Linked DNA regions of Homo sapiens: all the other regions are linked to region 3. Evidence: chromatin contacts called from ENCODE Hi-C or POLR2A ChIA-PET data. All regions are on one chromosome and are shown on one strand. Each heading gives the region's core, a stretch centred on a gene start or an enhancer-like site at or near the end of the contact. The rest is flanking DNA. Distances are from core to core; before and after follow the strand shown.

The links. Hi-C counts contacts between places; a loop is a spot of excess contacts on that map. ChIA-PET counts read pairs that join two places held with the same protein, here RNA polymerase II (POLR2A). Pooled maps may share reads with other maps.
Region 1: a pooled map shows a loop between it and region 3 (10-fold over the local background). The contact joins two enhancer-like sites. A Hi-C loop is called at or near these places in 2 of 37 single-sample maps with no recorded cell type and 8 of 50 pooled maps. POLR2A ChIA-PET finds 5 or more read pairs at or near these places in 1 of 52 experiments (activated CD4-positive, alpha-beta T cell).
Region 2: a loop to region 3 is called in a map with no recorded cell type, with 3 times the contacts of the local background. The contact joins two enhancer-like sites. A Hi-C loop is called at or near these places in 3 of 37 single-sample maps with no recorded cell type and 4 of 50 pooled maps.

The regions. Positions count from the first base shown.
Region 1 is chr7:2,756,964-2,761,160 of GRCh38, forward strand. The region is part of intron 2 of GNA12 (G protein subunit alpha 12); the gene reads right to left. It also overlaps a transcript of AMZ1 not described here. Among named protein-coding and RNA genes, the nearest start is that of AMZ1, 71 kb to the left of the region's middle. RefSeq lists an enhancer at 1,025-1,314. Within about 2 kb of position 1,393, at least 37 of the 41 ENCODE cell types and tissues checked have a DNase peak (open chromatin) inside an H3K27ac peak, as active enhancers do.
Region 2 is chr7:2,732,697-2,736,939 of GRCh38, forward strand. GNA12 (G protein subunit alpha 12) reads right to left here. Exons shown (of 4, transcript NM_007353.3): 3 at 755-805. It also overlaps a transcript of AMZ1 not described here. Among named protein-coding and RNA genes, the nearest start is that of AMZ1, 47 kb to the left of the region's middle. RefSeq lists an enhancer at 1,043-2,030. Within about 2 kb of position 2,100, at least 27 of the 41 ENCODE cell types and tissues checked have a DNase peak (open chromatin) inside an H3K27ac peak, as active enhancers do.
Region 3 is chr7:2,975,688-2,980,237 of GRCh38, forward strand. The region is part of intron 1 of CARD11 (caspase recruitment domain family member 11); the gene reads right to left. Among named protein-coding and RNA genes, the nearest start is that of CARD11-AS1, 34 kb to the left of the region's middle. RefSeq lists a silencer at 2,957-3,046 and enhancers at 3,780-4,511, 4,507-4,550, 4,512-4,550. Within about 2 kb of position 2,849, at least 6 of the 41 ENCODE cell types and tissues checked have a DNase peak (open chromatin) inside an H3K27ac peak, as active enhancers do.

The DNA.
Region 1 (4,197 bases), core at 143-2,642, 220 kb before region 3:
CTCAGGAGGCTGAAGTGGAAGGTTCTCTTGAGCTGGGGAGTTCGAGGCTGCAGTGAACCGTGATTGTGCCAGTGGCACTCCAGTCTGGGCAACAGAGCGATACTCTGTCCCAAGGCGGGGGAAAAAAGGAGGTGACCTTGGCAGGCCCGATCTAATCAGGTGGGCCTTTTTTTTTTTTTTTTTTTTTTTTGAGACGGAGTCTTGCTCTGTCACCCAGGCTGGAGTGTAGTGGCACGATCTTGGCTCACTGCAAGCTCTGCCTCCCGGGTTCACGCCATTCTCCTGCCTCAGCCTCCCAAGTAGCTGGGACCGCAGCGCCCGCCACCATGCCCGGCTAATTTTTTGTAGTTTTAGTAGAGACAGGGTTTCGCCATGTCAGGTGGGCCTTTTAAAAGAGGTGCTCTCCTGCTGACCTAGAAGAAAGCACACAGCCGTGTTATGAGGAGGAGCCACGTGGCAAGGAAGTGAGGGCACCCCTAGGAGCTGCCAGCTAGTAAGAAAATGGGACATCAGTCAGAGGACTGCAAGGAAATGAACTCTGCCAGTACCAGTGAGCTTGAAAAAGGATGACAAGCCTTAGATGGGAACGCGGCCAGGTGCACCAGCCTGCGAGGTTCCGAGCAGAGCACGTGGCGAACTCTGGATGCCCAGGCTGCTGACCCAAGCACATTGGGAGATCATTACATCTGTGCCGTTTTAAGTTGCTAATTGGTGGTAATCTTTTCATCCAGCAACAAAAAACCTTTAGTACTTCTTAGGGCAAAATAACCATGAAGCATAAAGGAAAATGTCATCTTCCCTGCACATTCTCAGCCCCAGGGACCTCTTGCACTTAGTACGTACTGAACGCTTGCTGAGTCAATGAAGACATGTGTTTTTTCAAACCTGACTTTTTAAATGGCAGCTTAAATATTTTTTCCTTTAATAGCTTAGTGGTTCTCTGACTCCTGTTCGCTGTCCCCACATCAGAATAGCAATAATAAGGAATGATTCTTCCCTCCCCCTGCAAATGTAGCTGCCTGGTTAACACAGAACACAAGCTCTACAGACCTAATAAATGTCTGGAAAACCTCTTGCTTGGGGATGAGTCACTCCCTAACTCAAAACCAACAGGATGAGTCAGCAGCTGTTGCTTCAGGCTCTTTATGGAAAGCCCCTCTATTTTTACTATCCTATTCTTAAACAAAGACAAAAACCCAAAAACTCAACATCTCCCCAACTATCGATGCTTACAGTATTAGAAATGAAAACTCAGAGCTTTTAAGAAAACAAGGCTTTAGGGCCGGGTGCAGTGGCTCACACTGTAATCCTAGCACTTTAAGAAAACAAGGCTCTGCAAACACTTATCTCATTCGCCATCCAAGTGATGACATCCTCATACGTCGTGTGGCCTCTGAAAAGCTCCAATGCAGGCTTGCACATGAAAGAGGGTGTAAAGGGCAGACAGTGTCTCAGCAGTTTCATGTGTTCTGTGCTGTCAGGGTTCTAAGACGAGCCTCAATGACACACGCCCTGTGCAATTTCTTCCCCTGCAGCGTGGGAGGAAGCTGGAGTGTGATGGAACGTATCTCCTGTGATTGGGCGACTTTCAGCTAAGCCAAAGGGAGGTGATCTTGGTGGGCCTGATCTAATCAGGGGAGCCTTTCAAGGAACCTGGGGGAACCCCTGAAAGGGTCTCGGGGGCCCCCACAGCACACTTGGAGGAACCCCTGTGCTAGAGAGGTTGGTGCCTGTGTAGCAGCGTGCCCCTAACAGCAGAGTCACAGCCCTAGGCTGGAAGCCACCAGTGCCCACCTCTGGTTCAGTGGATAATCAAGTGCAGTTTACTCATCTAATAGAACACCACAGAAGAATGGATATGAGAGGGTTATCACCGCATGTATCAACATGATGGGTCTCTGCTGGGCGCGGTGGCTCATGCCTATAATCCCAGCGCTCTGGGAGGCCGAGGTGGATCACCTGAGGTCAGGAGTTCGAGACCAGCCTCCTGATATGGTGAAACACCGTCTCTACTAAAAATACAAAAACTAGCGGGGCGTGGTGGTGGGCGCCTGTAATCCCAGCTACTGGGGAGGCTGAGGCAGGAGAATCACTTGAACCCAGGGGGCGGAGGTTGCAATGAGCCGAGATTACACCATTGCACTCAGCCCTGGGCCACAGAGCAAAACACTGTCTCAAAATAAATAAATAAATAAATAAATAAATAAATAAATAAATAAATAAATAAAATAAAAATAAAAACCCCATGATGGATCTCAAAATATAACGCTGAAGAAATAAGTCATAAAATGGTTATACTGTCCTTATTTACATGAAGTTAAAACACAGGCAAAAGGAAACAAAGCGCTAGCTGTAAGAACTCACACCTACCTTGCACTTCCTATGTGCCTGCACTGTTCTAAGGGCCTCCCCCATATCACCTTCATTCTCACAATACTCACGGTGTGTTATTACTGTTCTGTCCATGTGACAGATGGGAAGACTGAGACAAAGTGGTTAAATAACATGCCCAAGTGGTAAGTTACTACTGTTTAGGAATAGGTGGTAAAAAGACAAGTAAAAGGAAAGGAATAATTAGCCAAATACTAGAATAGTGGTGACGCTGGGGTGGCGGTAGTGGCTCACATGGGGTTTATGAATTACTGTTGATGTTTTTCATCTGAGTGGCAGGTTCAGAGGTGTTTGTTCATGCTGTTTCACGCTGTGCCTATTTTTTCAGACCCTCTTCTGTAGTCATACAGGATAGGAGAGAGATGTATACACTTCAGAATTTTAAAAAGAGCAAAAGAGAAAAAACACAGACTGAAGGCCATGAAAAAAACTGTCCTTAGGGCTGGGCCGCTCCCTCCAGGCAGTTTCTGCAACGGGTGCAGATGCCGTCCAATGCGATTGTCCGCCCCCGTCTCAGAGCCCCACGGCCAGCTGAGGTCCTTTGAAAAGCTCCGCTCCCTGCTTTCTGCCACCTGCTCCTGCCAAGCAGGCTGTGTAGGCTGGAAGCCACCAGTGGCTTTGTCACATGACCACAAATGCATAAAAATGACAGGAACACTCAGTTTTAAAAGTATTTTTTAAAATATGAAAACACTAGGATGTCAAGGTTGAGGAACTGAAGGTCAAGAGCTCCAAGGCCTCTGTTGGCAATGTGTAGCTTGGATGTGTGGACAAAGAGAGCCCCACGTGATGGACGTGCTTTCTTCCCATCGCCCGCCTCTGCCTGGGGAAGGAGTGGAGATTGAAGACACACCCAACGCGTGCAGAGTCCAGGCAGGAGGGCACACCCCAGCACGAGCTGCTCAGGCTCGCCTCCCAGCAGCGCTGCCTCCCTAGGTCCACAACCTGCTGTGTTCTGCACAGGCTCGACTCAATAGAATGCCTTACCAGTACACCAGGGGGACACCAAGTCAGAGGATCTGAACTGGCTCACTGCCAATCACCCAGGAGATCAAAGCAATCAATGTCAGTGGTCTTTCCCGGACGCTGTGGTAAGCACCTGAGAACCACCCAGGCCCTTCTGCCTGTCAAATCAACACCGTGGCTTCACTTCCTTCTGGGCAGAGCCTATTCTTCATTCCAAAGACCTAAGATGACTATGGCACCACGTCACATCAGGGCGTCCCTGACGAGCACTGCACCAGAGCCTGTGAAGACTTTCCACACACATCCCTCAAGCAGGACAGACCTGTCACTGTCCCTTTAAACCTTCCCAACCTCCACCCTCCAAATCCATCTCCATTTCCTTCTACAGGCAGCTTATCCAGAGCTAAGTTTAGCTACGACCATTTCTAATCTTTCCTCTAGGGACAGCGTCGAGCTCCCTACTGCTGGACCGTCCCAGCTGCGTGGCTTTACCAAGTCACCAGAGGTTAGCTTGTCTGCAAGAGGCTGGTGACACGAGGAACAGAAGTTGTCACATCCTCACAGCAATGTGGCTTCTTTGGTGGGGAGTGGGGGGTTCTGGCTGGCACCTTCCCCACTCCAGCTCCCCCTGTCCTTCCCACAGTCTTGACGAAGTTGCTTGCTCTCAGTCCTCACAGTTCATGGGTAGTTTTGGGACAGCATGTTGTTTTAGACCCAAAACAATGACATGTAAACGGAGTCAGGAACGTAGCACGCATCTCATAGAAAGCATTTCCTACACGTCTGGCTCTCGGCTGTGGGGCTCCTCTTAGAGTTATGCGGATGGGAGACAACCACGGC
Region 2 (4,243 bases), core at 850-3,349, 240 kb before region 3:
AGGGGACAGAGAAACATCTTCAATAACACTGCAGGGGTGGAAGAGCAAAGTCCACATGGTAAGAAACCCTACAGGATAAATAATCCAGTTACTCCAATAAACAAGTTGAAAGAAAAAAAGGAGAGACATACAGATTAACACTTAAGTGATCCTGACCAATGGCAATGCATGACCTTATTAGGTTGTTGATTCAAACTCTGCTAAAACAAAGCAAAATCAACATGAAAACATTAATGAGACAACAGGGAAAATCTCTAAACTGACTAGGTTGACATTACGGAATTACTGCCAATTTTTCAGGAGCCATACGGTACTGCGGTTGTCATTTTTCGTCTTGTCTTTTTGAGGTACACTCTAAAATATTCTCTGCATTTGCTCCCGGAGGCCGGGGGAGGGCTGCTGAAACAAGACTGGTAATCAGTGATAACTGCCATGCCTGGGGTTTCATTAGACTATTTGTTTTTGAGTATGTTTGAATTTTCCATGAGATAAAGGAAGTCCTCCTTTCACTCATGAACTCCTCTGTCTGTCTCCTTTATGGTGATCTGGGCAAAGGCAGTTTCCTCCCCTCCCCACTGAGACGGGGCCCAGATCCAAGTGAGAGCGTGCCATTACAGTACTATTCGTGGTAATGTGACAGAACAAGCTCGGCCTGTCAGTCCAGCCAAAGTCCTCACAACGTGGACTGCTTTGGTCTCTGGACACGTTTTCTAACCCTGGAGCCCAGCTTCTTCGGGCGGGCGTGCTTACTCACCAGCTGGCCGATCCGGTCCAAGTTGTCCAGGAAGTACTTCACCGACTCCCCCTGTCAGGAAGGAAGAATATTCACAGCTCAGTCTGGACTGAGGAATCCTGATGTGGCAAATACAAGAACTGAACAGGGTAAGAGCAGTGGCATTTCGCCTCCGTGTGAATGGGAAAGCAAAGGAAAAAGGCAGAGAGTGTCCGTGTGTTTTCTAAAATAAAAAAACTACCATTAAAGAAAATGTTTAATGCAGGTTCTTTAGCTCCAACCCCAAGGTTCAAATTCTGGCTGTTTTTCAATTTTCGCTGCTGGGTTTTGGTGTGTGGTGCGATGCAGGCCCCTCTGATGGGGGACTCTCTTTCCAGACATGAAGGCTGGCCCACTCCTGGCCATGCGGCCAGCAAAGGACAGGCTAGAATAGGATTTTAGATTTTGGCTCCTGGGTACAGTCTTGCTTCTGTCGAAGATGGCCTAAGGGACCCAAGACATTGTCCTTAAAGACAAAACATCCTGACGAAAAGGAGCATCTAGCAAAACATCTTCCAGTTTCTAGAAAGAGTCCATTATTCCTTCCCACATTTTTATGACCTGATTTATAGTAGCAAACACAGGGGAATCTTCCATTTGGATTGTTGTGGTGGAATGATGGCCAGTCTTCTCCTGCCTGGACCAATCATCGATACAATCTGAGACGTGTTCCATAGTGCGAAGGGCCCTGCGGAATCACCCAGGACCCCGTTTCAGGAAGCGCTGAGCCGCCAAATGCGAGGCACACACGGGGCACGGGAGGAGCCGGGAGAGCGCAACCACCGACCACAGAGCAGCCCGCATATGAACAGGCACGCAATGAGTCCCTTCAAAGGTAGCGTATTAAAAACCAATTATACCACTTTCTATAAGATTCCACTTTGAACCCTGCTCTAAAGACAGACACCAGCAGGCGGGGTCAAGGCTTCCAGGCTGCCCTGACATCAGGGCTTGTGGGAAGAGCAGTCACTTTCTGTGTTCTCATGGAAATGTACAGGGGCAAGGTCATACACATGTGGCGAGCTGACGCAGGAGAATTTTAAGGAGAGAAGGCCATCAGAATGGACTACGTGATGGCGCTGAAGCTCGTGGCGTTGTAAGGGATGGAGAAAGGCGGCCAGCACCTGCTCAGTCTATCTCTTCCTCCTCTGTCCCAGACAGACTGAGGGGAGAAAGCAGAGAGGAAGCTCCTTCAGGGAGGAGCCCACCTTCCTACTTTAGAACGAAGGCCTCTGGATGTTTTCAAAGTGAGTGTTTTGTTTGAGGGGACAGAAACACACGTCTCCCCATCCCAGCACTGCCTGTGTTGAGCGAGCACACATCCTCCTCCTCTGTGGCAGGACGGGGCGAGCACGTGCACCTCGTGACCACCGGCTCTCTAGAGCCCCAGGCAGAGGCCCAGCTCTGCAGTAGGGAAGGCATCGGGAGTGCCAGGGTGAACGTACCCCAAGGGCCCGGCACGACTGACCTCTCGTGCCTGCTCTCTCCCTTCCTCGCCAAGCCCCCGTGATGTGGGAAGCCAGCGTGAGGCCGGTGGGGCAGCCGCCTTCCCGTGGCTGTGCCAAGTCCCCCCGGTCCTCTGCACATCATGCCTCCTTCCACACCCTGACAGGAAGCAGCTGGGAGAAGCCGTTGGGTGCACTCACTCCCTGATTTACGACAAGTTCCTTCCTCAGCGCCTCTCTCTCCTGCCTCCTCCTGCTCTCCTGCCCTCCCCTGGGCCTCGGGAGGTGCCACGCAAGCCCAAGAAGCATCAGCATACTGTCCCTCCCTCTCCTGTGGCCACGGGCTCCCCCAGGGAGCTGAGAGTAGCAGCAGCTCACAGCCCAAGCCACCCTTGCCCGTTTCTAGGCAGGTGGTGGCACCAGGCACGAAGGAAGCAGAGGCAGTTCTCCTGCAGGGTTCTAGCTGGGTCAGGCATGGAGAGTCACAGTGGCACAGATGCCCCAGCCAGTGCTCTTATCACCACAGGACACAAAGCCCTGGACACACGTGCTCCGCCCAGATAGTACGGACGCAAGGGGAAAAGCACCACAGAGGGCACAATCAGGACAAGCTCGATGGGAAGCAGAAAACAGGAGGGACGTTTCCCTCGGTGTGAGTCTAAACACCCCTCGAGTCTGCAATCAGTCCCCCAGCTGCACTTCACAACACAGCAAACACTCACTGCTGCTTTCTCCACGATGACTGAATGAGGATGGCTCATTTAACTCATCACAGCATTTGTATCACTACTTGGAATGCAGGAAAACTTATCTGTGACTCTCGGTCATCTTGCATGAGTGGCGGAGGAGAGGAGTCAAATCTAGTTTCATGTCAGGGCGGCCTCATCTCGAGAAACAGCCCAGGGGGTCCGTGGGAAAGCTGCCACTGAACTGTAAGGTGCCAGGGACTGTGCCACAAGCTCTCTAATGGGGGCTGGAGGGGAGGGAAGAAGGGGACACAGAGCAACCCTGTGTGATCCAGAACGCTGTCACTCACATCCGCACTCTTGCTGTCCCTGAGGTTTGGTGCACTGCGGTTCACCAACAGAGACTGGACAATGCACCTGCTGATTGGGCACGCAGCCCACGGGACGATCGTTTGCGACGGACTCCTCAAGTCTTACAGCAGCAGCTCATTAAAAGGGCCAGGTTTACAATCCCATGCATTTTCAACACTAAGAGAATTCAGTCATTTCTTTAGAGAAAATGCATGTGGCAGAAACTGAGATGTCCACATGAAATTAACCGCTTGGTGGGTTTATAAAGAGGCACTGTGCCTGCCAAGACGAGCCCAGAGTCCTCTCAACGGCTGCTGCGGTCACACGATCTAGAAACACGAGTGGATCCAAAGTGGGCTCTCGGGACTCTCCTTGGTGTGAAAAACCTACACCACTCAAGATTAACACAAACTTGGACTTGCGGATTAAATGAAATGAATTTCATTAGGCTGGGGCCAGCGGCCACTGAGCACACACCTGACAGGGGCCTGTCCCCTGCCTCAACTGTCCCACGAATGTGTCTGTCCTCTCACGAGCAACAGAAGGGATGAACCTGAGCAGGGGCTGGTGGCAGTGAAAGAGGGGTTGTCTGTTTCAAGCAGCAGCAGCAGGTTGATATGGGGCCTGTGCACCTGTATTGGGCACAGCCGGGCAGATGTGATGTCGTGACACTGGGCAGGACCTAGGCCGACACACGCCCATGAGGAGACCGCCTTTCTGCAGAGGCCTGCAGCCTTCAGCAGTTTCTGGAAGCACCTGTCACCCACACCTCCGGTGGGAGAAAGACACACGCTCGGCTTGCTGCCGCTCAGAACTCCGTCAGCACCGTCAGGCAGGCACTGCAGCAGCCTCGCCCGTCACCTCTGTCTCTGCACACAGCAAGCTGCCCCTTCACAGACCCCTGCTGGCCTCACGCACTTCCTTCAGCTAATTTAGGACCACGAGAAAAGAGCTTCAGATCATTCAACCCTGCACAGGACCAGACCCTC
Region 3 (4,550 bases), core at 1,599-4,098:
ATTTCTAGAAGAATAAAGCATGAAACCTACATCCGGTGCTCTTATTATCACAATTATTATAACAATGAGTGTCTCCATCTGAGGTTAGGTGGGCACAGAAACGGAATTCAAACCAGTCGGATTTTCTGTCTCGGAGAATTCTGCCAACAAGATGCCAGGGGAGCTCGTGCGTTGAAATGCATTAATTGAGTACCACTATTTTGGGAGCAAAATAGGTTTGTGCATCCAATTAAATGTGGGGCATCTGAGAGGGAGAAAGACGGAGAGAGAGCGGGGATTCAGAAAGGGTCTCTTTACTTATAATTAACTACAAAATAAACAGCTCTTTCATGGAATGGGGCCCTCTCTGTTCCCGCCACCCCTGCAGCCCACGTTTCAATTAGCTCTGTGTTATTCGGGTCCCCTATTACTCCAGATAACCCAGGACTGGCTGTAATTAATTGTTATAATACACTCAGGAGCAGAGCCAAGCTGCAGCTCGGGAAGGCTGGTTGAAACTGCTCTGTTCCTCTAACCGGCCTCCTGGAAGGGCTGGCTTGGAGCTCCACCTTCACCAATAAGTCAGAGCTCCTCCATGGGATGACGAGGGAGAGGGGCTGAGATACTTGGAGTCTGCTTTGTTTGCTGCATTTGGTGCTGAGCAAGGTGCTGGCCCTTTTCTCTCTGCCCCGCTCCCTTCACAGTCCCTGAAGCCCTGAACCCTTCACTCCAGCGACATTTAAAATAAAGACATCAGGCCAGGCACGGTGGCTCACGCCTGTAATCCCAGAACTTTGGGAGGTGGAGGTGGGCCTATCACTTAAGGTCAGGAGTTTGAGACCAGCCTGGCCAACACGGTGAAACCCCGTCTCTATTAAAAATACAAAAATTAGCCGGTCGTGGTGGCATGTGTCTGTAATCCCAGTTACTCTGGAGGCCGAGGCAGGAGAATTGCTTGAACCCGGGAGGCAGAGGTTGCAGTGAGCCGAGATGGCGCCACTGCACTCCAGCCTGGGCGACAAGAGCAAAGCTCCGTCTCAAACAAACAAACAAACAAACAATCACAAAAATCAGCCGGGCGTGGTGGCAGGCCCCTGTAATCCCAGTTACTTGGGAGGCTGAGGCAGGAAAATCACTTGAATCCGGGAGGCGGAGGTTGTAGTGAGCTGAGATTGCACTACTGCACTCCAGTCTGGGCGACAGAGTAAAACTGTCAAAAAAAAAAAAAAAAAAAAAAAGACATCTTATCCATAGAATGGAATATTATTCATCCATACAAAGGCACGAAGAAGCATTGCTGCTTGCTGTGGCACAGATGAGCCTTGCAGACACTAAGCTCAGTGAAAGAAGCCAGACACAAAAGGCCACACATCATAAGATGCCATTTAGATGAAACGCCCAGAATAGGCAAATCCATAGATTCAGAAGGCAGGTTCGTGGGTACCAGGGACTGGGGGGAGGCAGGGATGGAGGAGGGGGTGGGTATTAATGGGGATGAGGTTTCCTTTTGGGGTGATGAAACTGTCCTGGGGCTGGATAGAGGTGGTTGTTACATAGCACTATGAATGTACTAGACGCCACCAGGTTATTGATTTTAAAATGGTGACTTTTATGTTATATGAATCTTACCTCAATAAATAAATAGCAACAGGCTGGGTGCAGTGGCTCACACCTGTAGTCCCAGCACTTTGGGAGGCTGAGGCAGGAGGATTACTTGAGCCCAGGAGTCTGAGACCAGTCTGGGCAACATAGCAAGACCCCATCTGGGCAAAAAAATAAAAAGATTAGGCAGGCGTGGTGGGGTATGTCTGTAGTCTCAGCTACTCAGGAGACTGAGGCAGGAGGATTGCTTGACCCAGGAGTTTGAGGCTGCAGTGAGCTATGATCACACCATTGCACTCTAGCCTGGGTGACAGAGGAAGACCCTGTCTCAAAAATAAACTAAACTAAAATAAAAACAGCTACAATTTTTTGAGCCGAGGTGAGCAGGGGCTAGGCCCCAAACCCTCAGTGACTCCAAGCCCCAGACAGCCTGGGCAGGAAGCTCTGATCATCTCTGGTGAAGACCTGAGACTTCCCAGTCTTGGGGAGGGGACACCAAGGGATGAGACAGGTTGTGGGGAAGCTGGGACTTGAGCGCTGTAGGGAGGCCGTGTGCTTGTCATGGGAGGCAACAGTCCACGTGGGAATTGCAGGAATGCCTTTTTTTTTTTTGAGATGGATCTCACTCTGTTGCCAGGCTGGAGTGCAATGGCGTGATCTTGGCTCACTGCAACCTCTGCCTCCCGGGTTCAAGCGATTCTCTCGCCTCAGCCTCCCAAGTAGCTGGGATTACAGGCGTGCACCACCATGCCTGGCTAATTTTTTTGTATTTTTAGTAGAGACGGAGTTTCACCGTGTTAGCCAGGATGGTCTCAATCTCCTGATCTCGCGATCCACCTGCCTCGGCCTCCCAAAGTGGTGGGATTACAGGCGTAAGCCACCGTGCCTGGCCTTTTTTTTTTTTTTCTGAGACAGAGTCTCACTCTGTCGCCAGGCTGGAGTGCAGTGGCGCGATCTTGGCTCACTAAAACCTCTGCCTCCTGGGCTCAAGCGATTCTGCTGCCTCAGCCTCCTGAGTAGCTGAGATTACAGGCACCCGCCACCGTGCCCTAATTTTTGTATTTTTAGTAGAGACGGGGTTTCACCGTGTTGGCCAGGATGGTCTCCATCTCCTGACATTGTGATCTGCACTTACAGGAGGCAGGGTCAAGGAAAGGACAAGATAGAAGCAGAGGTGGAGAAAGAGGGTGAGGTGAGTGGGAGAAGAGGGGACGGCGGGACAGAGGCCTTGTGACAGAAAAGGGAACAAGAACTCAGGGTTTTACGTTGTACCCACAGGTGCAGAGCTGAGAAAAGGAAAGAGAAATGAAGAACGGCAACTCGGAGGGAGGAGACGGTGGGGGTGGCGCGGGCACCGGGTGCAGGCTGAGAAAGCGAGAGGGCGGTCCGGCCAGGGGGTGGGGGTGCTGCAACCAGCTCTGGTCACGCCCCTTCTCCTGAGAGCTCCCAGGACTGCAGGCAACTTGCTGAAGAACTTGGGTAATTTCCCGGAGGCCGGCTCACCTGTTTCCAGCCCATCAGTGATCTTGAAACTTACAAATACTCAGACTCACACTTTCCGCCTATCCGTGCAAGGTAAGAGGAGCCAAACACATCTCGAAATGCACCGATTTTTCTTCTTCTAAGGGGGCAGACTCTCGTGGTGTGCCCCCACCCTCTCTGTTAATGCCTCTATTGTGTAAAAACGTCTTTAGATAAATTTGTCGGGCTTGGAGCCTGGGGTGGCCATTTCTTTGCACTTTATCTACTACAATCCAAGACCAGCAAACATGAGGCCACGTTTTTCCAGTGGTTTCTGCCTCCCCCACCACAGTGGTGACGGAAATACGCTCCCCAGCAACAGTGAGAAGACCCTGGGATTCTGCAGGCTCAGAGATCATCTGTACCCTCCCGCCGTGTAACTGCAAGACGACAAATGAGATGCAAACAGGGAAGTCTTTCTTACGTTTGTGCCAAATGATACAATCACCAATAATGAAATAAGGCACCTGTGAAAACTGCACCCAGAAACGGTCGATCAGTATGGACATGAGGTTGTTAAGAATGCGTTTCCTTAGCATCGAAGAGGGGGTAACTGGCTGCTCTCTGATCATCTGTCTCTTCTTCCCTGTGTGCAGGGAGCTATGAAGGAGCCCACTTAGGAAGCCAGGATTTAAGGTGACAGGAGCATATTGCAGGTGGGGCTCCACCTGCCGGGCAGTGACGGCTGGGGGTCACCCCGAAATCTCTGCACTCAGGGCTGTCAGACGGACGTTACGCGGTATGTGAACTAGAGACACTAAGAGCCTATTATTCTGTTTTGCATTTTAAAGGAGGTCTCTGAGGACCAGCTGATGCTTTCAAACCACTTAAGTCAGCGAAGCCCCAAAAAGGCTGTAGTCTCTTGCAAGCAAAAGTTACCAAGGGGCTGCCGAGGGTCTTCAAGCCCGCAGGACTTAAGAAATTCCCGAGTGTTTCACCAGGAATTGAGGAATCTACTCGGATCCCTTTCAGGGATCCCGGGGGGAGGGGAACTTCCCCTTTGGGGTCCCCAGTCCTACTGTCTCTTTGGGAAGCTCCTTGTCCCACAGTCGCCTGGTTTGTCCTCCGGTGTTTGTGGGCAGGGGCTGGGCCTTTGGTGCCCCGGTGGACACCAGCGAGCCACAGCCTCATTTCTTAGCATTTGCAATCTCAAGAGATCCCAGAGGAACCGTCTGGAAGGTGCTTGCGGGGTTGAGGGGTGGGGAACACGAACCCTTCCCAGACCTGGGGAGGGCCAGGCTGCAAGGCCCCACGTTTTGGAAACAGACCCTGTACACACTTCCTCTCCACCCAGCTGGGGGCCACGGGCAACTCAGGCCTTGAGACACACTCTGCGCACTGAGCCCCACTCCCCGGCCCCTGGCACTGTCCCAGTCAGAAGAAAATAAGACCCAGTGCCACATGACAACGGGAGCATCCTGGCCTGTGTGGGTCACCGGGCATGTATG